Regions from separate parts of the Homo sapiens genome. Here region 1 is linked to region 2. Evidence: chromatin loops called from intact Hi-C (ENCODE). Cell type or tissue: right lobe of liver. All regions are shown on one strand.

The links. A loop is a pair of places that touch in the nucleus more often than their neighbours do. Peaks named below come from ENCODE experiments on the same cell type or tissue, not always from the same donor. Only the 100,000 strongest peaks of a DNase experiment are listed, where the experiment ranks them.
Region 1: it touches region 2 in a loop (2.8-fold over the local background); 4 of 110 quality-filtered maps call a loop at or near these places.

What each region holds. Positions count from the first base shown.
Region 1 is chr16:28,203,041-28,208,040 of GRCh38, reverse strand. The region is part of intron 1 of XPO6 (exportin 6); the gene reads left to right. Among named protein-coding and RNA genes, the nearest start is that of XPO6, 6.4 kb to the left of the region's middle. In right lobe of liver, no CTCF peak of the experiment used is centred here; no DNase peak of the experiment used is centred here.
Region 2 is chr16:28,102,649-28,107,648 of GRCh38, reverse strand. XPO6 (exportin 6) reads left to right here. Exons shown (of 24, transcript NM_015171.4): 18 at 1-127; 19 at 1,152-1,266; 20 at 1,435-1,606; 21 at 2,942-3,103. All of the region lies in intron 1 of LOC124903669 (a long non-coding RNA gene), which reads right to left. Among named protein-coding and RNA genes, the nearest start is that of GSG1L, 41 kb to the right of the region's middle. In right lobe of liver, a CTCF peak has its summit at 2,223 (motif pointing left); DNase peaks (open chromatin) are centred at 843 and 2,168; H3K27ac peaks cover 2,115 bases.

The sequences.
Region 1 (5,000 bases), 100 kb before region 2:
CTGAGTAGCTGGGATTACAGGCACGCCCAGCTAGTTTTTTTTTTTGTTTTGTATTTTTAGTAGAAATGGGGTTTCACCAGGTTGGCCAGGCTGGTCTCGAACTCCTGACCTCAGGTGATCCACTCGCCTTGGCCTCCCAAAGTTCTGGTATTATAGGCGTGAGCCACTGCGCCTGGCCAAGTTTTTCTCTTAGTCATTCAGTATCAGTAAACCCCACCAACTCTGCTAGGTTCCACTATGGCTGTTCCTGCCAGAGCGGGAGATGGACAGACCTGCTCTGTGATTCCTAGTTGACAAGTGGTGGAGTTGGCATTTAGACCCAAAGTGCTGTACTCCGGAGCCTGTGCTCTTTGGGTGCTGCCTCATGGGAAGGAAGATCAGGAGAGTCTTCCACCTGTATGTTGTTTGGCTTAGAGATAGATAGTGGTGGAGCATAGGGAGTATGGGGAATTTTGTTTACACTATCCCTGTTGACCTTCACATTTAGAACCAGTTTAAAAAGATTTATAGTTGCAGTATAGAATTACAGGAAGAGCTAGCATACTATAACTGTATTTGATTAAATCATTTTTTGTTGCATTCCCATGGATTCTTAAGTGGTGTGACATGTTAGAGGTTCCCACTACTTTGCTGAGAAATTATTACTTAGTATTGAGCGAGCTGTTGCTTAATATGAAAATTGTGTGCAAAATTGAGTTTTTGCTTATATTAGCATTTCTTTTTTAGTTGCTTAGAAATTGAATTGCCTGCTAAGGTTTGTTTTCTTTCTTTCTTTCTTTCCTTTTTTTTTTTTGAGATGGCATCTTGCTTTTGCACCCAGGCTGGAGTGCAGTGGTACGATCTTGGCTTACTGCAACCTCTGCCTCCCAGGTTCAAGCAATTCTCCTGCCTCAGCCTCCTGAGTAGCTGAGATTACAGGCACCCACCACCATACCCGGCTAATTTTTGTGTTTTTTAGTAGAGATGGGGTTTCACCACGTTGGTCAGGCTGGTCTCGAACTCCAGACCTCAGATGATCTGCCCACCTTGGCCTCCCAAAGTGCTAGGATTACAGGTGGGAGCCACCACACCTAGCCTTATTTTTTTAATATCAGTTACCGTGAGTGGCCCCTGTAATGGAGGCAGAATCAGAACTGAAATTTAGCCACTCACATGGCATGTCATCCACTTGTTCATCCACAGCATTGCATTGTACCCCATGCTCTCAGAGGTACAAAGAAGACATGGGGGTGCAGGGAGATGGCAGGGAAAGGTTCAGCAGTACCCAGAGGTTTTGTATGTCAGTCACAGCATTAGAGAAAGTCTGGAGAAAAAGTTACCTGTCAAGAAATGACTTGAATAGCTTCTGAAAAAATTAGTATATGATATGGTTCAAATCACCTGATAAAACCAAAATGTGGTCAGCAAAATTAATGTAGTATAAAGAAATAGGTAGATTAAGCCAGAGTTTTTGTTATTGGTTTTTATATTTATTATATATTTATTTATTTTTTGAGACAGGGTCTTGCTCTGTTGTCCAGGCTGGGGCGCAGCAGCACAGTCACAGCTCATAGTGACCTCGATCTCCTGGTCTCAAGGCAATCCTCCCACCTCAGCCTCCTCAGTAGCTGAGACTACAGGCCCATGCCACCATGCCCAGCTAATTTTTTTATTTTTATTTTTTGTAGAGAGTGGGGATTGCTATGTTGTCCAGCCTGGTCTTGAACTTCTGATCTCAAGCAGTCCTCTTGCCTCAGCCTCCCAAAGTGCTAGGATCACAGGCGCGAGCCACCACACCAGGCCAAATAATCATGAAATAATGTATTGACTTCCTGCTATGAAGTTTACAACCCTAGGTACTGTGGTTACAATCTAACAATATAATAGTTAATATGTGTGTGTGTGTGTGTGTGTGTGTGTGTATTGCTTTCTATATGCCAGGCATCTTACATCTATGAACCTATGAACCCATTTACTGTCCCAAACAACTCTAGGAGGTAGAGGCAGTTTTTTTTTTTTTTTTTTTGAGACAGTCTTGCTCTGTCGCCTAGGCTGGAGTGCAGTGGCGTGATCTCAGCTCACTGCAGTCTCTACCTCCTGGGTTCAAGCGATTCTCCTGCCTCAGCCTCCCGAGTAGCTGGGACTACAGGTGCGCACCACCATGCCTGAATAATTTTTGTATTTTTAGTAGAGATGGGGTTTCACTATGTTGGCCAGGCTGGTCTTGAACTCCTGACCTCACATGATCCACCCGTCTGGGCCTCCCGAAGTGCTGGGATTACAGGCGTGAACCACCATGCCTGGCTTAAAGGCAGCTTTCATTTCATGTTTTATAGCTGACATTCAGTGCACTGAGAGGTTAGGCAACTTCCCAAGGTCACACAGCGAGTCACTGCTCATAACCGTTACACTTCCAGGGTAATATTTAATACTGCCCCTGCCCTCTGGGAGTCAGTTTAGTGGGGAAGATAAGTCAACATACTCTGAAAATACAAGAGACTGTGATACAGGTGATAGTAGAAGAATGTGTTGGTGCAAAGGGGCATTGGTACAAAGATTGCATAGGTACTGACCTGAGAGAGATTGGCTGAGAAGAGTCAGGGAAGGCTTCCCAGGAAGGTATATTTGAGTCTTGAAGGATGAGGAAGAGTTTGACACTGGGACAAAGAAAGGGCCTTCCAAGTGAAAGTTTCTTGCAGACAGTTACAAAGGTCACATATATAGCAACAAAGATAATAGAAAATGATAGGTGTGAAGTGAGAGTGAAGGAAATAAACATTTGTTGGGTGCGTAGGACTTTCTAGGGCTTTATATGCATACCTATGTACACATATACATGTAGTACACAAACATGGTATTTTTTTTATCTGAAACCTTTACTCCTACTTTCCTGGCCAGTTATTGCCCTATTTCTTTTTTCCCCTTTGCAACAAAACCCCAGGAAGGAGTGGCCTGTACTTGGTCTCTAATTCCTCACTTTCCCTTTGCTCATTAATTTTAGACATAGGATCTCGCTCTGTCGCCCAGGCTGGAGTGCAGTGGAGTGACCATAGTTCACAGCAGCCTTGAACTCCTGGGCTCAAGGGATCCCCCTGCCTAGGCCTCCCAAAATGCTGGGATTATAGATGTGAGTCCCCACGCCTGGCATTATTCTCTCTTAATCTCACTTATCAAGGTGATAAGTGTTGCTTATCCAGTGTTGCTAAATCCAGTGGTTAGCTCTCAGTCCCTATCTTACTGGATCTGTCAGTAGTGTCAGACAAGTGGAGTACCCCTTCTGCAGTTCAGCCTTTCGTCACTTGGCCGCTGGGACACTAAGGTGTGTTCTTGGTTTTCCTCCTGTCGCACAGGTTGTTTCTTCCTCATCTCATAGCCGGAACACTCTAGGCCTCGAACTTAGTGCCTTCATCCAGGACACCTATAACCCAACATCTCTCTCCTCAGCTCCAGTTCTCGAGTCTCCAGCTGTCTGCTTGACATCCAAGCTGGTTTGTGAGACGGGTCACATCTCCCCTCTAGCTCACCTCCTTTAGCTCTCACTGGCTGTGCTGCAGCTCCCTCGGTCTTCTTACTGCTCTTCAGACCTTCTGGGCATGTTCCTGCTCCAGGCCTTTGGCCTGGCTCCCTGCCTCTGCTTGGACCGTGCTCTCCCTGAGAATCTGCTTGACTAAACCTTTAAGCCTCGAGTCACTTTTCCAGTGGGGCCTTCCCTCACCACCCTGTTTAAAATGGTAATGCCACTTCAGCACTTCCAGTCCCTGACATCCTGCTTTACTTCTCTTTTTGTACAATTTTTTAACATTTTATATACTCAATATTATTAATGAGGTTGGTCTTTTGTTGTCTCCTGCTAAAATGTTAGCTCCATAAAGCTAGGGAATCTCTCTTTTGTTCATGTATCCCAAGAGTCTAGAGCAATTCTTGGCATAGTGGGCAATTAAATTGTGGTAGGGATGTTGTTGAGGTCTTGGGTGTTCAAAGGGAGCTTTAGGGAAGGAGTAAACTAGGCTCCCTAGCAGTTTCAGAAGTTTGGAAGTTTCAGAAGAGAAGGATGTGAAGAAGTAGTTGGAGAGAAGGCTATCAAGGTAGTTTGTGGCTAGATGATGGAGGGTCTCCAGTACTACCCTAGGGAGTTTGGCTTTCTCTTGTTGGATGGTTTTTCCTTAAAGGAAACTTAATCTGCTGTGTATAGGTTAGATGTGGGAAACCAGATGTTACACCATGCCTGTGTGGATGTGACAAGGGCCTGCCTGTTCTTGCATGTGTAATTAGTGGTTGAGAGGAAGACCTGGTAAGGGAGTTGTCACTTAAAACTGATTCCAGAGTTAAGAGATGAGGAAGAAGGAAAAGCACAAGCTGATTTTGGAAGCCTGTAACCTGGCGATTGAGAGTAGTAGAAAGTTTTAATCAGTTGGTGATTTGGATTTGGTAGGAATGGAAGCGATAACATGTAAACTGATAGGAAGAGATGACAGGAGATGGGCCATGTGCTGATGAAATATGGGATGTGGCTATCTCTGTAGGTAGGTGAGCAGTTGTGGCGCTGTTGACATGAAGGTAGTTGGCCCTGGGCACGAGAAGGATGTTGAAGATCTTAAGTAGTTGCATTGTCAAATGTATCTGTCTAAGCCAAGGAAGATGTGATAGCACAGGCTGTGTTGAAAGGGTAGGAATTCCTGAAAGTGTGGTTGCCACTCTACCTCTACTTTTTCAACCTCCCACCTCTCCTTTCCCCCTGTCATTCATTCTACAACCCATTGCTGACTGACTTTTTTTTTTTTTTTTTGAGATGGGGTCTTACTCCGTCGCCCAGGCTGGTGTGCAGTGGAGCAATCATGTCTTACTGCAGCCTCTATCTCCTGGGGCTCACGCGATCCTCCCACCTCAGCCTCCTGAGTAGCTGGAACTATACGTATGCATCACCATGCCTGGGTAATTTTGTATTCTTTGTAGATACGAGGTTTCACCATGTTGCCCCTGCTGGCCTTGAGCTGCTGGGCTCAAGTGATCCTCCGGCCTCA
Region 2 (5,000 bases):
GTCTTAGAAGATATTGTGGAGAATATCTCGGGGGAGTCCACCAAGTCTCGACAGATTTGCTACCAGTCGCTGCAGGAATCTGTTCAGGTCTCCCTGGCCCTCTTTCCAGCTTTTATCCATCAGTCAGGTAGGAGCTGGCCCAGAGGCCCCACTGGTGGGTGGTGCTAACAAGGGCCAGAATACCCACTTAGATCTGTAGAACACACTGAGTCGGTGCAGTACAGGCCTTGACTTGTTCCGTGCAACGAAACCCGGTACTGAGGGGAAAGGGCAGTGATGTTTATTTGTGGAGTCTAGGGCCAAGGCCCTTTGGAAAAGTGAGCAGAGCTCTCCATATGGGCCTTGGCACCTACAAGAGAAGGCAAGAGAGCTTTTTTGGCTTAGTTCTCCTTATTTTGTGGCAAGGTGCATTTGCCGAGATCGTTCCCCTCACCCTTGTCTGTCACTGTCAGTGATAGAGGGCCTCTCTAGCTCTGTGGATGTACTTGCCTAGCTCTCATGACAGCATTATAGTAGTCTTGTCAGTTTTACAAGAGAAATATCAGGCACTTCTCAGTCAGCAAATATTCATTGCCTCTTGCAAGCAGATTGCGTGCAGTTAGGGCTGAAACACACTACACAAGATGATTGTTGAGATCTGGAAGTGAAACTGCCCTATATGTAACCAGTATTTTCTGCAATTAATCCATTTAATGGACCAGGGCCATGCAACCTAAATACACCTTCATTATCCACTTTCAACCACTTAACCCCTGACCCAGCTGCAGGGATTATTAGTCATAGGGGGAAATGGCTTAAGCACTCAGGTGTTGACCCAGTTGGCATTCATCAGTGTGGGCACAAAGTGATCCCTCTCCAGTGAAACTCTGACCATCACTGGATGTCGGGCAATGAGGGAGGGTTCGAGATGACCTTCATTTCCTGTAGTGAGCCACCAGGTGGAGGTTCCCTATACCAGAACTATTTTCTCAGCATGTCCCTAATCGTTTTCCACTTTCCATCATTGGCCCTGATGGTGTTGGGGAAATGTTTCCAGCAGGAAGCTGTAGAGAAAGCTGATAGTGCAGATTTCAGGAGTAGGTTGATGAAGCCCAGGGTTCTGGTTCTCACTGTGTGCAAGCCTCTGACGATATCTCTGCCCCTTTCCTCAGATGTGACTGATGAGATGCTGAGCTTCTTCCTCACTCTGTTTCGAGGCCTTAGAGTACAGATGGGTGTGCCTTTCACTGAGCAAATCATACAGACTTTCCTCAACATGTTTACCAGGTAAGCACAGACCCACCATCTATAGTTTTCAGATTCAAGGGAGAAGTGGTGGGTCTGGCGACAAAGTGTGGCTTTTTGCTCCTGTTCTGCACTTGCCACAGCATGGGTTTTCATGCTGGCCCCCAGAGAAACATGTGGTTGCTCACTGTGTGGCTTTCTCCTCTGTAGAGAGCAGTTAGCCGAGAGCATCCTCCACGAGGGCAGCACAGGCTGCCGGGTGGTGGAGAAGTTTCTGAAGATCCTGCAGGTGGTGGTCCAGGAGCCAGGCCAGGTGTTCAAGCCCTTCCTCCCCAGCATCATCGCCCTGTGCATGGAGCAAGTGTATCCCATCATTGCCGAGGTAGGGGCTCAGACGGTCCCCTGTGCAGCACCCCCCATCTCCAGATTGGGAAGGGAATGAGATTTCACAGAAAATGTATTGTGTTTTAAAGTTCATTTGTTAGTTTAATATGCTTGTAAAGTAGTTTCTCCCAAGGAAGAAGGCCTTTAGTGGTGTGGTACAGTGTTTTTATATTGATTGAGTTCATTGGAGCTAGTCTAGTGTAAGCATGGCAGTTATTCCACAGGGTCAGTTGCTAAGATCAGTCTCCTGCGGCAAATTTTATACCTTTAAGAGACTCTGGTTTTCTATAGCAAACATTCTAACATATGTACTTTCCTATTAGAAACATTCATGGTCTCGAGGATACAAGGCAAGTTCTTGAAACCATTCAAACAAACCTTTCAGTGTTACAGGAAAGCCCTTTGTCCTTCTTAGAAAATAGGCAGGCACTCAGCATAATAAGACCCGGAATAAGTATAGATTTAATTTCAGTTTTTTTGGTAATAGTCGTATAAATAAGAGTTAATCTTTAACTGTCTGAACTGAGACTGGGACAGGTCTGGTTGCTGTGCATTACGAAATGCACTGGGCCTATGAGGCTTCTTCTGTGGATGCTTGTGGCCCCTGGTGTCTATTTAATTTTAATCAAGGCTGAACTGAATATATGTGGGCCTTCTAATTTTGAATTCTGCAGAGACATTTGGAATAAGGGATTGGGGGAGTTGGAGTCAATGAGAAAACACTGCTGAGCCTGACCCTTCTCCTCTAACTCCTCTCAGAATCCTGGCTACTGGGAAAGAGGAGACTGGCCCAGAGAGCCTGGCTCCCAAGTGTTCTTTAAACCCTCCCCTTCTGGGGAGCAGAATCGCTTTAAGGCGTTGGGTCTGTCTTTAGCCTCCGTGGTTGTGTAAGACCAACAGGTTAGTGGGACAGCATTTTTTATCCTGGGAAAAGGAACAAGCAAGAAGATCTGACAGGTCGAATAGAACAGGAAATCCATACTCCTAATTGTTCATCCACTTGGTAGCTTTTTTCTAGTGTAAAAGCTGAGTGCTCATCAGAAAAAGGGGCCCTTGGCACTGACCCGTGCATTCTCTCTCAAATGTGGGCCATGTCTCTCCTGAAGAACTCGCGGTGTGAACCGCCAACTCCAGGGGCTAGATGTCTTTTGCACAGGCAGTGACAGGACTCCAGGGGCTGGATGTCTTTTGCGCAGGTAGTGACAGGCATGTGGATGGAGTGTTGACACTCGGCTTGCTGTCACGAGGCGTCTCCTAGGCATCTTTGCTGCCCTGGGCCCAGGCCGGAGCAGCTCCGCAAGCTGCAGGTCTGAGCGTCTGTGTGTCTTTGCAGCGTCCCTCCCCTGATGTGAAGGCCGAGCTGTTTGAGCTCCTTTTCCGGACGCTCCATCACAACTGGAGGTACTTCTTCAAGTCCACCGTGCTGGCCAGTGTCCAGAGGGGGATCGCTGAGGAGCAGATGGAGAATGAGCCCCAGTTCAGTGCCATCATGCAGGTAACGTGGGGGCGGGGTTGCTGCCAGGTGACTTCCTCTAACCTGACCACTGCAGCGAGTCCTGTCTTCGAAGCCCCACAGTCTCGGGTCTGAAGCTCAGTTCTGCCTGTTAGTATTGATGAAGTTAATTAATTTCTTGGAGCCTCAGTTTCTTCATCTGCAAAGTGGAGCTAATGTTGCCTGGGTCACAGGTTTGTTGTGAGGTTAAATGAGATGACATACACAAAGTGCATGACACTTGGAGATGCTTGATAAACGTCAGTTCCGCTGACCTCATAGTGCTGTTTCCCCAAGTGTAAAGAGCCTGCCTATGCCAGAGTCACCGAGGGCCTTCTTAGCGGGGAGCTGCCTGAATATGAGTCTCCGCAGGAGGGCCCCAGACCTGCACTGTGATTCTGACTCTGACCATACTGGGAGAAACACTGCCCTGGGAGGGAGCATTCGCTTTCAGGGCAGATGCAGCTGTCCATTGGAGAGAGTGCACTGTCTGGGGGCTAAATACCCCTTGCTGTGGAAGACTGGGACGGCATCACCTCGCCCAGACAGCCAGCCTGCTCTGTGGCTGTGTCAGGCACGCTCCCAGGGTCTGCACTCAAGTGTCTGACGTTCTCATCTGAGTCTAGCTAGGGGAGTCTCTTTTGGTATTTTCAGTGCATGCTTTTCCTCATGGGGAAGCAAGAGGGATTTCCACCCTCCCTCCAGCTCCCTACTAGCACACAGCATGCACACAGGCATGCACGTGCGCATGCGCGCGCACACACACACATACTGACTCTTGTGTGGCAGTTCTTTTCAGGCACGTGCCCTTGCCCTGGCCTTCCCATCCCTGGCACCCACCGAGGCCTCAGGTCTGCAGTACTCAAGTGTTTGCGCCTCCCCTGCCTTTCTCTTGAACCCTGTCCTTGCCTGGAAGACTTCTTTGGCACGCTGGTGCCTGGTCCCCACTGAGGGCTGGTGAAAGGCACTTTGGAGAATAGTTTCACAGTTTGGCAGTTTCTTTTAAAGTTAAGTGTGTAGTTACTGTATGACCTAGCAGTCTCACTTCTAAGTATTTTACCCAAGATAAATGAAAGCATATGTTCACACAACCTGTACACTGATGTTTATAGAAGCTGTTTCATAATTGCCAAAGCTGGAAACACTTTGAGTATCCAGCAGCTGAATGGATGAACAGGCTCGTGCATGCCTCTAAGGGACTGGCACTCGGCAATAAGCAAGCATGGATTCTTGGTACAATCAGCAGCATAGATGAGTTTCACATGCATTCTGTCAGGTGAAAGAAGCTAGATGCCAAAGGCTATGCATGGTAGGATCCCATGCCATTCTATGACATTCTGGAAAAGGTAGAACCACAGGGACAGATAATGAGCAGTGGTTGCCTTAGGGGTGAGGGTGTGAGGGGACGTTCCAGGTGATGGAAGTGTCCTGTCTTGGTTGTGATGGTGGTGGTACAAATCCACAGGTAGGTCAGAATTCATAGAAAGATAAACCTCAAAAGTTTACTCTGTTATACTTCCATGAACCTAACTTTAAACAGTAAATAAGTGGAAACTATTGGTCATCATGGAGATCTCATCCCTGCTGCAGGGATTACAAGATCCTCCTCTGGTAGCTTAGGGGCCCAGGGACAGAATGACAAAGCAGTCACCACTTGTTTTGTAGGGGGGTCCTGCAGACCACCGGCCTCCCCGACTGCCCCCATGGTCACTTTCTATTCTTTCTGTTGGAGCAGGGCACTTTGTGTTGGTGTGCGGGGTGTTTCTTTTTGCCCCTGAACTAGTAATTTTTTTCTTTTTTCTTTTTTTGAGATAAGTCTTGCTCTGTTGCCTAGGCTGGAGTGCAGTGAGTGGTAGGATCTCAGCTTACTGCAATCTCTGCCTCCTGGATTGAAGTGATT